Regions from separate parts of the Mus musculus genome. Here region 2 is linked to region 1. A link is a contact called in ENCODE Hi-C or POLR2A ChIA-PET data. All regions are on one chromosome and are shown on one strand. Each heading gives the region's core, a stretch centred on a gene start or an enhancer-like site at or near the end of the contact. The rest is flanking DNA. Distances are from core to core; before and after follow the strand shown. Region 1 holds the start of E130311K13Rik (RIKEN cDNA E130311K13 gene). Region 2 holds the start of Slc33a1 (solute carrier family 33 (acetyl-CoA transporter), member 1).

Region 1 (7,308 bases), core at 2,759-5,258:
GGTTGTAAATTTTGAGGTCTGTTGGTTGACAAAGAAGAAGATGTAATTTTCACTTATAATGGAAATAAAATGTGAAGATACCTAAGCATTTAACAAGAAGACATAGCCATTGAAAAGTTTTAACTTGGTTCTTAATTTCACATTAATGCTTTAATATATAATCAAAAGTGTTTATAGGGTCTGGAGACATGGCTCAGCAGTTAAGGGCAGTGGATGTGGGTTCAGTTTCCAGCACCAAGTTCCAGACACTCTCCTTCTGGCATCTGGCACACATAAACTCACACATGCACAAACACATACACATAAAAATAGTAAATAACTTTAAAAACCATTTAAACTACTATATAAGAGATGGAAAATGTAAATCCTCAGCGAAGCTGTGTCAAGTTAAATGACTCCTAACTGGCAAGACATGTTTTTATTTTTAAAAATCATTTAGGAGACAAAACAAACCCTGCTGACCAAGGCCAGCCCTGAGATTTTACTCCCCAACAGCTACTTGGTACCCAGGGTTAGTAGCTACTTAATGCTACAAGCGGCACACATCACGGCTAGCTCAGAACTGCATCACATTGCACTTGTTTCTTTTACCAGGAAAGCATATTTAATGCTGCAGCATATTTTCTCTGCAAGGGAGAAGAGCTTTATTTAACCGCTGGGGAAATTTCCAATCATCTCTCAACCAGAATTGAATTTTTAAAATTTTCTGTTTAGTGGTGTGTGTGTGTGTGTGTGTGTGTGTGTGTGTGTATACATGATATATTGTACATGTGGAGATCAGAGGACAACTTTGTGGAGTATGTTCTCTTCCACCTTCATGTGGGCTCTGGTCTCCATAGCTTTACCCACTGAGTCATCCCCAAGCCCCAGAACTTACTTTTAACTGCAATTCAGAAGGACCACTCTGAATTGAGTGTGTGTGTGTGTGTGTGTGTGTGTATGTATGGGGGGGGGCATACATAAAGTACTTATATGTATTTTGTTTTCAGATATTCATCAACATGAACGTCATAATGATATATATCCACACACATATATATGGAGATAGATAATATGCAACATATTACTTCATATATAATATATAATAATTATATAGTAATATATAAAATAATGTATAATAAATAATTATATAATTATAATAATTATATATAATAGGCATTATTATATATATTCTTAGGCAGAATCTCAAAAGACCATTCTAGGATAAATTGGAAAGTTGTAACCTTTCAAATTAAATGGATAATTCTATAATCTGACAGTTTAACTTAAAAACAGCCACATCAGAACTCGAATTTCTATCTACGTATAGTGGTTTATTTACAAAACACCTGAGAAACAGTTTTGCCTAAAAGCCAAGATTTTATCTGTAACAACACCTCTCTACCCAGACAAGACAAATCCTAGTTTGTTTATTTTCTGTTTTTGTTTTGAGACAAGATCTCTTTCTGGCCCATGCCTGGCTGACCTGAAACTCATCAGCAATCCAGGCTGGCTAGGAACTTGCAGCAATCTTGCCTCAGCTTTTCAAGTTCAGTGACTATATTATTTATAACAAACCAAATCCTTTATGGAAACATTTCCTTTTAAGTCTTAAAAATATTATGCGTATAGTCTGTTGAATTAAGTAAGTAAAATTCTGCACATTTTTATGACCCCCAAATAAATTCTCTGTTCTAAATCTTAACCAAGATCTTAAAGTGTGTTTGTTATTCTAAATTATAATTTAAACTCTCCCAGGATGTATCCAAGCAGCCTGGAGACCAAGTCAATTATCTGTTGCCTGTACCATTGGTCACTCACCAGCCGGACGCTCCTTATCAGCAACATTATCCCAGCTATGGCCATTCCCGTGCTGATGTTCTACAGGAAGAGAGGTAACGATTAATCCTCACCAATTACCATTTATAACAGTCAGCGTACCAACTTAAAAGGAAGGAGACTGTCCTCATGACCACTAACAGTTCAAATAACACAGATGTCTCAAATGCTGGCTGGACTCTTCCACATTCCTTCCTAGTTCTTCCTTAGCAATCTGGCACTCACAGGGACTTGAGTGAATGCTTTTTACTTTGCCTGCGATTTTTTTTTATATGTTTTTGTTGTTGTTGTTTCGTTTTGTTTTGTTTTTCGAGATAGGGTTTCTCTGTATAGAGCTGGCTGTCCTGGTACTCACTTTGTAGACCAGGCTGGCCTCGAACTCAGAAATCTGCCTGCCTCTGCCTCCCGAGTACTGGGATTAAAGGCATGGCCCACCACGCCTGGCCCGCCTGTGAATTTCTTGAATGCACCCATGGCCTAGCATTTCTAGCCTTACACCCATGGTGAATTTTGTACTTGGTAGAAAACCTTACAAATACAAAATAGCTGGTGTTTGTGTAAATGGTTGAACTTTAATATTAGTATAGTAAGTAACAATGTATGCATTTATTTGGCAAGGATTACTACTAAATGGCAGATACCAGACTGCTCTAACGTGGCGCTACAATAGCATGTCAGCAGGCCTGGCCTTGGACCTCATGCTCTCTTGCTGCAAAGCTTTTGCAAAGTTCAGCTTCCTCCAATTCTCAGCAGGATTCTTAAAAGCTGTTCCGGGCAGGGCATGGTGCTGCACACCTTTAATCCTAGCACTCGGGAGGCAGAGGCAGGCAGATTTCTGAGTTCGAGGCCAGCCTGGTCTACAAAGTGAGTCAGGACAGCCAGGGCTATACAGAGAAACTCTGTCTCAAAACAAACAAACAAAAAAGTTGTTGTTCCTTCCAAATACGTTGTCCTGGCTTTTGGCTACTCATTTTCCTAATCATCTGTCTCCCTGTTTGCCTCAGATTTTGCTTCTGCTACCTTCCCTCCCCAGAGAATCCCCTAGGCCTCATTTCTAGACCGTTTTCTGTACCTTTCTGACGTTGTTTCAAGATGTCTGTCAAGACTAGGGCTTTACCCACTCCACCAGGTTTATGCAGCTCACTCTCACTCAGCTTTACGTCCAGTTCTGATTTCCCATTGAACACTGTTGCCTCAAGCCTACAACTGTACTTTAAAGTCTAATGGGCTGTCTTCAAGATCAGTCTCCAAATTTTAATGTCCAAGGGCTCTACAGCTTTTCCCAGTAAATCATTTACTACGACTGCTCCATGACAGGAACCACCACCACCACAGGGACTTTAGCAGTCCTTTATCTGGTAGTAGACTGGCTGTCTAAGTGTCTCTTCTATGATTGAATTTCAGTGTCTTCTCTTGTTTCACTTAAAAAGAAAACACGAGAGGCAGGCGGATTTCTTTCTGAGTTCGAGACCAGACTGGTCTACAAAGTGAGTTCCAGGACAGCCAGGGCTATACAGAGAAACCCTGTCTCAAAAAACCAAAAAAACAAACAAACAAACAAAAAAAAAAAAAAACCAAAAAAAAAAAAAAAACAACCCCAAAACCCAAAACCAAAACAACTGGGGATACAGTTCAGTGGTAAGCACTACAATGCTTACCAAAGTTCGAACCCCAGCCCTGGAAAAACCCATCCTGGCTCTGCTCTGTTAAGGCCTCTCGGGCTTCTCTGCTCTTCCTGGGTATCCAGCCCGCCATACTGAATGAGGAGCTACTCTTGGGCCAGCCCTGTGGTGTCCCCAGCCCTGCGCCAGCCTCCAGGCCTGACCACCGCCGCCGCCAGGAGGGCAAATGAGGCGATGTCGCCTCCCTGGCCATTTCCCCTGTGGCCCGGCTGTCTTTCCGCCCCTGCGGGTCCTCTTCCAGGCCTGCCGCGATCACTCCGCTCAGGCTAGCCCACCCCGCCGGGCTGTGGCACCTGGACAAGGCGCAGATGGTTGTCTGCCCATTGCGACACCCGTGTCACCACGTTGGCCTCCCCTCGGTCGCGGTCCGGCGCCTGCGACCCGAGGCTCGCGGGCGGCCGCGCCATGTTCCGGCGTCCAGCAAGCCTTGCGGGCGCCCCCTGGTGGGCGGTAGGGGTCGCTGCGCTGCACGGCTCCGGGGTCCCCGCCCATTCTGGGCGTTTGCACTCTTGTCTCTGCGTGTCCTTGGTGGTACCAAGCCAGCCAGGACAGCAGAACAACACAAAAATGCCGTGAAAAGATAAGACATCTGTGTAAATATGCACAGTCTCTTATTCTTGCTACTTTTTCTATAAGCTTGTATTTTTATTATTTTGTTGTTTTTTACATTTTTGAGACAGGTTTCTCTGTGTAGCCCTGGCTATCCTGTAACTAGCTCCGCAGACCAGGCTAGTTCTAACTCAGAAATCCACTTGCCATATTTTATGGTGCTGGAGAGCACACCCAGAAACACATATGGCATCAACCTTTGTTTCTTTAGAAACAGGGTTTATGTTTCTAAAGGCTGGCCTCAGCGTCCTAATCTTTAGCTTCCCCCATACAGAGGCTTCTGCTGTGTTTCCGTGTGCCTGGCTTTCTAAATATTTTTAATGCCAAGAATAATAAAGGAAAGAGAGATGGAGATATACTTATTTGTTAAGCTGAAATGTGCATTGTGTAATAAATTTAACTTTGGCCCAAAGAGAGATCTGGCCTTTCCCATTGTGCCTGGCAATTCTAAAATATCTTACCTGATAAAATTATGTTTTACTCTGAGGCTTTTGAGCCTGTAAGAAAATCTAACAACCCACTTGTGGTGGTCCTCAGCTTGACCTCCAGAGGGGCTAACGACCGACCTGTTGGTGCATGGTAAAAACTCTGCACACAGGTGCTGGGAAGCATCACTGGCTGCATTGTTCCATGCTTTCTCACACCTGGTTGCTGAAAGGAATCAGTGTTGCTCAGGACTCCACAAGTGAACATGTTTTTAAAACCAAATACCCCACCTGAGGGTGCCCTTTGTCGCTCCCAAACTCTACAGTTAGTACTAGAAGCATTAGACGTCTTGGGACTATTGTTTAACTCTGTTTGGTTCATTATATTTAAAATGTTACAGGAGAACTTTCCTAACACTTGAGGCCCTGGGCTAGATCTCTATCTAGCATTGCAAAAATATAAAACAAAAAATGAAAATTCAAAAAAAAAACTTACCTTACAGAAATCAAATATATAACAGTGTGAATTAGTGTTTCCACACCCCATAGTTTTATGACTGACAGTAGCATATCACACTCACTTGTGAGGCCTTTGTTATTACTTGCTTATATGATGTGCACACACAGGTACCTATGTCAAAAGCACCAGAGAGGAAAAGAAGACATTACTCCTCTATCTCTATAGCTTTGTAAATGGACAATAGGAAAATAGTCCCTTAAAGATGTGAAGTATCTAGTTGTACTTTCATATCTACAGGACTAAGTCATCATGGGTATATCCCTCTTGAGTTCCAAGAACTGCTTGGAAAAGTTAGAAAACCAAGCTGACTAATCTCATCTCAAAACTACTGCAGTGAGCTCCGATCTTAGCTTTAATTTCCTGCGGAACCCCTGTAGTCTGTCTGTATCCCAGGCCTCGTCTTTTCAGCACTTTGTGCTAGCCTCACTCCTCTCCTCCCTTGGTCGATCTTTCTCAGGACCTCTCGCTGCCTTTGCAGGCTTCTCCCACCACTCACCCATACTTACCCTTTCCTTTACTTTCAATTTACTGACATCAAAACGCAGAATCTGATTTTTAAAAATACTTGTAAAATTTTAAACCACAGTCTCTGTGTGGACGTGTGCAGACACATGTGGAGGCCAGAGATTCCACCGGAGCTGCAGAAGCCACCTGATAGGGGATGTGGTTGAGGATTCTGCTGAAGCTACAGGTAGCCAACTGATATGGGTCCTAGGAACTGATTTCAGGCACTCTACAAGTGAAGCGTGTGTTTTTTAACCACTTCACTTCCCCCAGTTTTGCTCTCTTCCTTATTGGGGTGTGGAAATTGCCACACAAACTATACATACACTGATTTTAGTTAAGTAAAAGGAATTTATTGAACATGTACCATACATAATATTGGATCACAAGAAGGAAAAAACTAATTGTGGCACTAGTCTGTCCTCAGAGCAGGTTTTTTTTAATGCATTTTTATTAGATATTTTCTTTACTTACATTTTAAATGTTATCCCTTTCCCTAGTTTCCCCTCCGAAAACCCCCTATCCCTTCCCCTCCCCACCTCCTGTTCCTCACCCACCCACTTCTGCTTCCTGGTCCTGGCATTCCCTTATACTGGGACATAGAACCTTCACAAGACAAAGGGCCTCTCCTCTCAGGGCAGGCTTTTTATATGAGGAACCAGGTTCAAAACTTTAAAGGGCAAGGAGGAGAGCAGTTGGCTCACTAGGCAAAGTATTATCAGCTAACCTTTAAGCTGATTGGTCCTGAGTAAGGTAAGGGTGGTGGTGGATGAGCGGTAAACAAGGGAATTTCAGAACATTGAGCTAACAGAGCATGAGTATTATAATCATAACCTTTTGCCTTATTAGTAGCATTCTTCAGTGTCAGCCACAAAAAACCAGTAAGCTCAGTCTAGGAAGGGCTGCTGGTGGTCAGCTCTGGCTCAAGATATTATAGAGATAACAGTTCATGTTGACTTTTGATTTGATGAGTCCTACATACAGCTTTGTGGAATTTCTTAAGATGAGCAAACCTCATACAGAACATTCAGAACATACAGAACAAAACAGAGAATGTGATCTGCATGTCCTTGTGCCAAGTCACCTCCCTGTGCCAATGACTGGAAGGCATTTTACAGCAACAATATGGAGAAGCTGGCAGGCATGGCACAAGATGGCTGCAGCTATCCTAGGAGAGGATCAGACCATAACATTCTTTCCATTAACATTTTATTAAATGTTCCCACATCTTGCACGCGCTCAACTGGCCAGGAAGAACGACGCTGCAACAGGATCCTTCTGCACACGTTTATTGGGAGAGCATTGATTGCATAGGTGAAAGAAGAACAACCCCGAACAAGGAAAATGATGCTGCTTATATACCCCTCCATGTGACGTGTCAGCTTCTGATTAGCTGCTCACTCATCACCCCACTACTACGCCCCGGGATGGGCAGTGACTTGGCACGAATTTACTCTTGCACCTGCGCACATTACTTATTTACCAGTTAGGCACAGCGGAGGCTCATGATGGCGATTGCTCACGGCTCCCCACACCCACACTTTCCAAATTCAAATGAGGATGTCTCTTCTAGTGAAAATTCACCATTGATAAGCAATTTGAGTAGAAGTTCACCCTTGCAGCTAAAGATGTAGTTCAGTTGGTAGAATGCTTGTGCTGCCATTCAAAAACCCTAGGTTCAGCCCCTTGTGCATAAAACTAGTTATGTACGTGTAATCTAGCAAACTAATTTTCTCCACACGAAACCTGG
Region 2 (7,308 bases), core at 4,632-7,131, 35 kb after region 1:
GGAGTTTCAGGTTTTGTGTTTTTAATTCTCTAGGAGCAAAATGGTCATCTTTATTTTGTCAACTAAAAATAGTTCCTATGAACACACTAAAAGTGAAAATAGGACACTTCTTATAATCAGTGAGGTCCCACAATTCGTTCATTGGTAAATTTATATGCTAGTAGTACAGTCCTCAGTTGCATGGCACCCTTTAACAACAGGACGTCTGGATTCAATTCCCAGCATCCCCTAAAACCAAAGTGAATTTCAGAATATACTTGAAATATATTATTTTTTAAGTACACAGTATACTGTGTAGAGGGGCCTTACATACCAAAGCATTTTCCACATACTACTTGGTAAAAAGAGCAGCCAGTACCTTCTTTCCTTTGCTTTGTGTTAAAAAAAAAAAAAAAAGTCTTTACAACCTTCTTTCTGAGGAGTGGGTCTCTGGTTTTAATTTTCCCTGAATCTACATTTGTTACTAACATTTGAGGATAAGTTCTAACTTTCTGTATTTGCTTATATATTAAAAGACTCACCATGCTCACTACCTGGTCTCTTTGGAGGCAAAAGAGAGGAACAAATTAAAAGGGTTCATATTATTCACGTTGAATATTACTTACCTAAAAAGCTCAATTTTACTTATGTGTATGTGGGTGTGTCTTATGAATGTACAGAATGTGTGCGCAGGTACCTGTAGAGAGCAAATGAGGCTGTTGGATTCCCAGAACAGGAGTTATAAAGACAGTTAATTAGTGTCCTCTGGAAGAGTAGTAAACAAGCGAGCTGCTGACCTAGCTCTCTAGTGCCTCCCTAAAAGTTGAAAATGTTTTAAAGTTTACTTTGAATTATGTGTAAGGGTGAGTGGGTGTTTGTATGCGTGTGCAGGGGCCTAGGCCAACCACAGACACCAGATCTCCAGAAGATGGAATTACAGGTGTTTGTGGACAATCCAACATGGGTACGGAGACCGTAACTTTAGTACTCTACAAGAGCAGTATTGAGCCCTTAACTTGACTCATCTCTCAAACCCAAAAGTTGAGTTTTAAGGTAAAAACCAAAATCAAAACAAACCAAACCCATGTTTTAAATTTTCTAAGATAAATCTTACTCTTAAAATGTTAAACCATAGCCGGGCGTGGTGGCGCATGCCTTTAATCCCAGCACTTGGGAGGCAGAGGCTGGTGGATTTCTGAGTTCGAGGCCAGCCTGGTCTACAAAGTGAGTTCCAGGACAGCCAGGGCTACAGAGAAACCCTGTCTTGAAAAACCAAAAAAAAAAAAAAAAGAAAAAAAAGTTAAACCATAAACTTTTCCATTTTTAACTCCTAGTATTAGAAAAAAGCTTTACCACCCATCAATGGTCACCTAACTTCTCCCCGTATGACTGAAGGAAAGGTAATATTTTGTTTATTATTGTTTGGGGGAGTAGGCTCTCTCCTTCCACTGTGGGTTCCAGCAATTGAAATCAGGTCTTGGGCTTGTGGTGCAAGCCCTTTTCAGGTGCGGAGCTTTCTCCCAGTGTAATCCTTTAAGCCTCGCATGAGTGCTAAAGGATGTAGTATAGCCAATATTAGAAAAACATACAAACAACTTATGACTTACCTATTTAGTAATGAACCAATTCAGCTTGCTTAAATTCTAAAAAGCATTTGTTTCATAAAAAGGTAATGAGTACTATAAGACAAATTTATTATTAAGGAAATATTGGTCTGCTTTCTTCCCTGTTCAAAATGCTTATCTTATAAATAGTGCTTTACCAGTAGATATAGGATTTATATCCATTACATTTTTTTCCAAAGAAATATACCCTCTTTTTCTCTGATCGACTCCTATATATGCATACTCATTTTAAAACAAATTTCAAAGTCACACAGGGGCTGGAAAGGTAGCTCAGCAATTAAGCGTACAGAACTGACATGGTGGCTCAGCCTAAGTCAGTTAAAAAATTAAAACTTTAACCTATCATTACTAAGAATCAGGCATTCTAAAAGTGGGTGATGCTTTCAGATAACTTGGGAATCACAATGTTATATTTGTCCCATAAAAAAAAGCCTTATATTAAGATAATTCCATCTTAAGGTTTTCCTTGAGGATTCCACTAACTTCTTACCAACTATAGACAAAATATCATATTAACAGTTACAAATACCTAACTCCAAGTCCATCTATCTCTTTCTTTCCTTCCTTCCTTTTCTTTCTTTCTTCCTTCATTTCTTTCTTTCCTTTTCTTTCTCTCTCTCTCTCTTTCTTTCTTTCTAAACAGGGTTTCTCTGTGTAGCCCTGGCTGTCCTGGAACTCACTCTGTAGACCAGGCTGGCCTCCAACTCAGAAATCCGCCTGCCTCTGCCTCCCTCGTGCTAGGATCAAAGGTGTGCACCACCACTGCCTGGCCCATCTATCTGTAAATAGCCTCTTGACAACATTCTTCTCATTATAGAGAAGGAAAAGCCACATCTGTCATCCTTCTGTCCTGTTCATTACTTACTCCTCGCTGTTTAAGGGTCTGTCTTTGCCTCTAGAGGTTCTTGGAAAACAAATGGAATGAGAGAAAAGGTTCAGAACTGTTATGAAGCTATAAAAAAGCAGTCAATATAACCAAGGTTGTTTCCTCCAGATCTTATCTCATCCCATCTTCCTGTTCTCAATTTGCTGTCTATAGAGCACTGCTTTTTAAATGTCCAAACCATTCCTCAGTATATTCCTTCTGTAGTATCCATAATTAATTACAGAATTACAATGTTTTTAAAAGGTTTATGTTCATGTGTACTAGTATTCTGCCTGAATGTAAGTACATGCACTCTGCATTCTTGGTGTCTGTGGAGGCCAGAAGAGGGTACTAAATCCCCTAAAACTGTAGTTACAGAAGGATGTAAGCCACCATATGAGTGCTGGGAACCAAACTTAAAACGTCTGCAAGAGCAACAAGACCTTTTATCAGCAGAACCATCCTCAAACCCTTGGCTGTTTTCTTTGTTTCAAGTTACGGTTTCCAATACACAGATTTTCTAGATACTGTTTTTATCTTCTCTTTAACTACCTAGGCAACGATATTTCCTTATGATTCCACATTCTTTAAATTCCTCAGAACCACTAGGTAGTTAAACTGGGCATGGTGGTGTACATAATTAACTATATGTGTCCTTAGGGAATAGAAGTCTAAGACCAGTCTAGACTCTTGTTGAAAACTAGGGGCTAGACAAAGGTCAATAATAGATTCCTAGCACTGAGAGAGGAAAAAAAGGAAAAAGTCCCACTGGTTAATAATGGGATTGAGACTTAGCACAGTAGAAGATGGCTTCCCTTTTATGTAGAAGTACTAGGTTCATTTCCCAGAACCAGGAACACACAAACAGAAACAGAATACACAGAATATAGTTATGTTATTACCAAATTACAGAAACCTCAAAACTAGTAATGTGGTTATGTGTAAGCATTAAAATTAAAAACTCTTTAACTTAAAATGTTTTAGACTAAATCATAAGTCAACTATGGATAGAAATTAATTAAAGTAAGCTATTTTAGAATCTTCTGGAGAACAAAGTTCAAATTCCAGTTATACCAAAAATAAATAAATAAAAAGAAAAAAAAATCACACCAGCTTACATAAAGGTTTAACTAATAATAAAGTCAACTGTTATCTCTACCATGGTCACTGGCCGGCTATTCTGGGCCTCAGCAATGTTCATCTCTACTGTTCCTAGTTTGCACAGACAGTCTTTATTTGCAGTAGGTCCTCAGAATCCTGCCACTTAGCCAATTCCAGAATGCTTATATTAAATACTCTTCCCATTCAGTAGATGGGTAAATGGGGACTACTTGTGAAATAAAGGTGGAAAAAGATTGAAAAGCAAGAAAACATTCACCAAAACACAAAAGAAAAAATGTGAACCATATGACCCACATTTTAAAATGTATACTTCTGTGTCAGGCAAATGTCCATGGATCTTTAATTCAGAAATTTTGTGATTCTATCGGTTGCTTTTTTCCTATTCACTAAAGAGTACTGATCAATATGACTGTGTTAATAGGCTGACATAAGGAATACTTGAAAGAAGCACACTTTAATAAAACAGAAAACATACTTAGGTATCTATCATATAAGTTCCCAGTAAAATTTAAAAAGCCAGCTGTAGTGGCACATGCTTGTAATATTAGCACTCGGGAGGGTGAAGCAGGACTGTGTCTCAAGCTGGATATATAGAGCCTTTTAAAAATCCTGTAAACAGAATTCAGAAAAAATTCAAAAGCAAGCAGAAGGACAAACATCAAATGGTTTCTCTTCTAGAAAGAATCTGGAAGGAAAAGAAAAATGTGTGTGTGAACTGTTTAAAGGAAGACGACTAGGAGGTAGATGTAGAGAACAAGGCTGTGTTATGGAAGTGATTGTGAGCAAAGTATGAAAATCTCATAATGGAATCCAATATTGTGTTAATTTGAAAGGGAAATGAAGTAAAATATCTTGTGCATCATTAAAAGTAAAAAATGTATGCAAACAAATGAGAGCTCCCATCTGATGTTTCATCAAAAGCATTCATAAGCATAAAATAAACCTAACAGTATAATAGTTTTAAGTACACTACCTGAAAGGGTAACGATTCCCCTGGGTTGAGGCTGAAACCGCAAGTATTTGTTACAAAAGTCAGCAGATTCAAGAGCCAAAAATAAAACATTGCCCAAAAAGTAGCCAGCTGTTTGGCCCACAGAATTGCATGTCGAAGCATAGCCCACGTTTTCCCGGGATAACATAGTTAATGCCCAACCATCCACAGCGATGTCCTGTGTGGCAGCCAGGAATTCAAACAAGAAGAATGTCACAGTGAGAGCAACTACATCCGGTGTTCTGCCATCAATATTTCCGAGCAAACGGTCCACTTGAGTGGATAAATATATCATGAAGATTCCTAGTGTATACTGAGTAGGGACAAGCCAGGACTTGCGACGACCAAAGTTCTTAAAGTAGACGGCATCAACCAAGGGAGCCCAGAGCAACTTAAGACTGAATGGCCAGAAGACAAAACTGAAGAAAGCCTGATCTGTATAGCTAACATTTTTGCTTTGCAAAATGAGGGGGATGCTCCCCGCCAGGCCTAAGGGAATGCCCTGAAGCACGTAAAGAAAGAGTAGTAACAAAATGCTACTTAGTTCGGATCTATAGCTCCGCGGGGCTTTAGGTAAGTCACCAGGGCCGGCATCACCTAGAAGAACTTCCCGGTCCCCCTCCCCGCCCACCGAGTCTCGGCGACTGTCATCCCAGCCGCCCGGTGGCAGCGGGCCACTCTTCATATCCAGAGCGTGGCTAAACATGCCTGACCGCCGCTGCCGACTGCTGTCCTTGTGGGAGATGGTCGGTGACATATCAGAGACGACGCAGAGCCCGGTGTGTGGGGGCCTGAGGCTGGCGTTTTGATCAGTCTAGTCCCAGGTCCAAGGCAGTCTCTCTGGACCCGGGTCACGGTGGTTCAACGCCGGGAGGGCGGACGCGGAGAGACTGGTCGCTGTTTTGCAGCAGGGAGCCAGATCCCTGGCAGGTGGCCCAGGCGAAGCCTGGGTCGCTGCCCACAGGAGCGACTTCAGGGAGCCGGCAAGAGCTCCCCGTGCAGCCGCACCCGGCTTGAGGCTGGCGGAGCGTGCCGTGGCGCTGCGACGGAGTCTGGCTCTTAACTGCAGCGGGGACTCGAACGCTCTCTTGCCCGTCCACCAGCTGACACTGCAGCGGGCACCCTCCTCAGTAGACACCAGAGGTAAAGGATAACTTCCTGCCTCGCGCTTCGGGAAGTGGTTCCCTGCCAAAATGGGTTCCGTGCCTCCCGACGGAGCCAGCGAATCAGAACAAGTTCCGGTGGCGGCGACCGCGAGCAACGTTTGCTAGGAACCATTAATTCCCTCGATTCTAACCCCGAGGGAGGAATAACGCCAGCGTACCGAGCGTCCAGGACGGAACGTCTTAACAAACCCGGTTCCGTTTGCGCATGCGCTTGCATGGAACTCGTGTGCCTCGGCCATTGGGCCCTCGTCGCCACGTGAGCGCGGGTTTTCTGGATTGGCCTAGGCCTTGGTGATAACATTGCACAAGGTCTGTAGGCGAGTTTGTACTTATTTAATTCAGTACATAACTTCCAGGCTTGTAGTTGGGTAATAATGCTGCTTTGTGAACCTGCAGTTACTAAGCTTTGGTGTCAGGTTGTGGGTCCTTTATGCCCGACTAAATGGAAACACTCCTACCTAATACACAGAACGAATAAGGCTGTCCATTTCCCCCAATGTCAAGGAAGAAATGTAGGGGAACGCTAGATACACAGAGTGAAGGAGGTAAATTTCAGTCTGCTGCATCTTATTTTTTTGCCAATGGAAACGTCTCGAAACCACCTTTCTCCTTTCATGTCATCCATGGTTATGCATTTTAAGTGCATAACGACGCACTTCTTCGAGTTTTGGTGAATCGTTGGAAGCTCTTAGAGCTTGAAATGTTGAGATACTAGATTTAGTATTTCAGTGATAACAAAGAAATAAGTTTTCCAAGAATTTTATTGGATTCATAATTGGCCAGTTTTTCAAATGCCATTTCAAGTGTAATAGTACATGCTTTCTTCATTAAAAACAAAAACAAACCATAAATTCCCTTGTGGATTTGCTGCCTTCCCACTTTTCTGATTTCTACAGCTTATTAACCACTTAGCTAATTTCCCATGTTCTCTTCTCATTTCTCCCTGGGTCCTTCCTTTTCCTCTCCTCCCCCTTCTCTCCAGCTCTTGTATGGTCATAGAAATGTGAGACTTTGCTTATTATTATTATTATTATTATTATTATTATTCGTCTTTCATTTTCATTGTATTGATACTGAGTCCTGGGTTACATAAGCTAGCATATGTACCCAGGCTGGTCTCAAACTTATGGCCATACTCCTGCCTTAACTTCTAGAGTCCTAGGATTCTATACATGAGCCACCACACCTAGTCTGATATACTTCAATGAAAGAACACAGTGACCATGAAGTCTTCTAATCTTTGTTAAAGAGAGGAACAGAGTTGGTTGTGGTGGTGCATGCTTGTAATCCAGACTAGTCTATAAAACGAGTTCCTGGCCATCCATGGATATATAGCAAGTCTCTGTCTCAAAAATTGGAGTGGAAAACAGTTTATAGTGTTATCTATGTGAGACCAAAAGTCTCTATTTTTTTCAACAGGATCTTACTGTATGGTCCTTACTGGCATGAAACTCACTCTGTAGACCGGGCTGGACTTGATCTTACAGAGATCCACCTGCCTCTTACTCCTGAACGCTGAGATTAAGGGATGGACTATCTCTCCTTTTTGTTTCTGATTTT

What was found. A loop is a pair of places that touch in the nucleus more often than their neighbours do. ChIA-PET counts read pairs that join two places held with the same protein, here RNA polymerase II (POLR2A).
Region 2: a map of heart shows a loop between it and region 1 (6-fold over the local background). The contact joins the promoter of Slc33a1 here to the promoter of E130311K13Rik in region 1. A Hi-C loop is called at or near these places in 9 of 37 maps with a recorded cell type or tissue (T-helper 17 cell, adrenal gland, gastrocnemius and 2 more). POLR2A ChIA-PET finds 5 or more read pairs at or near these places in 3 of 5 experiments (Patski and embryonic stem cell).

What each region holds. Positions count from the first base shown.
Region 1 is chr3:63,925,464-63,932,771 of GRCm38, forward strand. It overlaps E130311K13Rik (RIKEN cDNA E130311K13 gene), which reads right to left and starts at 4,009. Exons shown (of 5, transcript NM_177856.5): 1 at 3,794-4,009; 2 at 1,801-1,860; 3 at 1-18. The coding sequence starts at 3,907.
Region 2 is chr3:63,958,852-63,966,159 of GRCm38, forward strand. It overlaps Slc33a1 (solute carrier family 33 (acetyl-CoA transporter), member 1), which reads right to left and starts at 5,882. Exons shown (of 6, transcript NM_015728.5): 1 at 4,565-5,882. The coding sequence starts at 5,339. It also overlaps a transcript of Gmps not described here.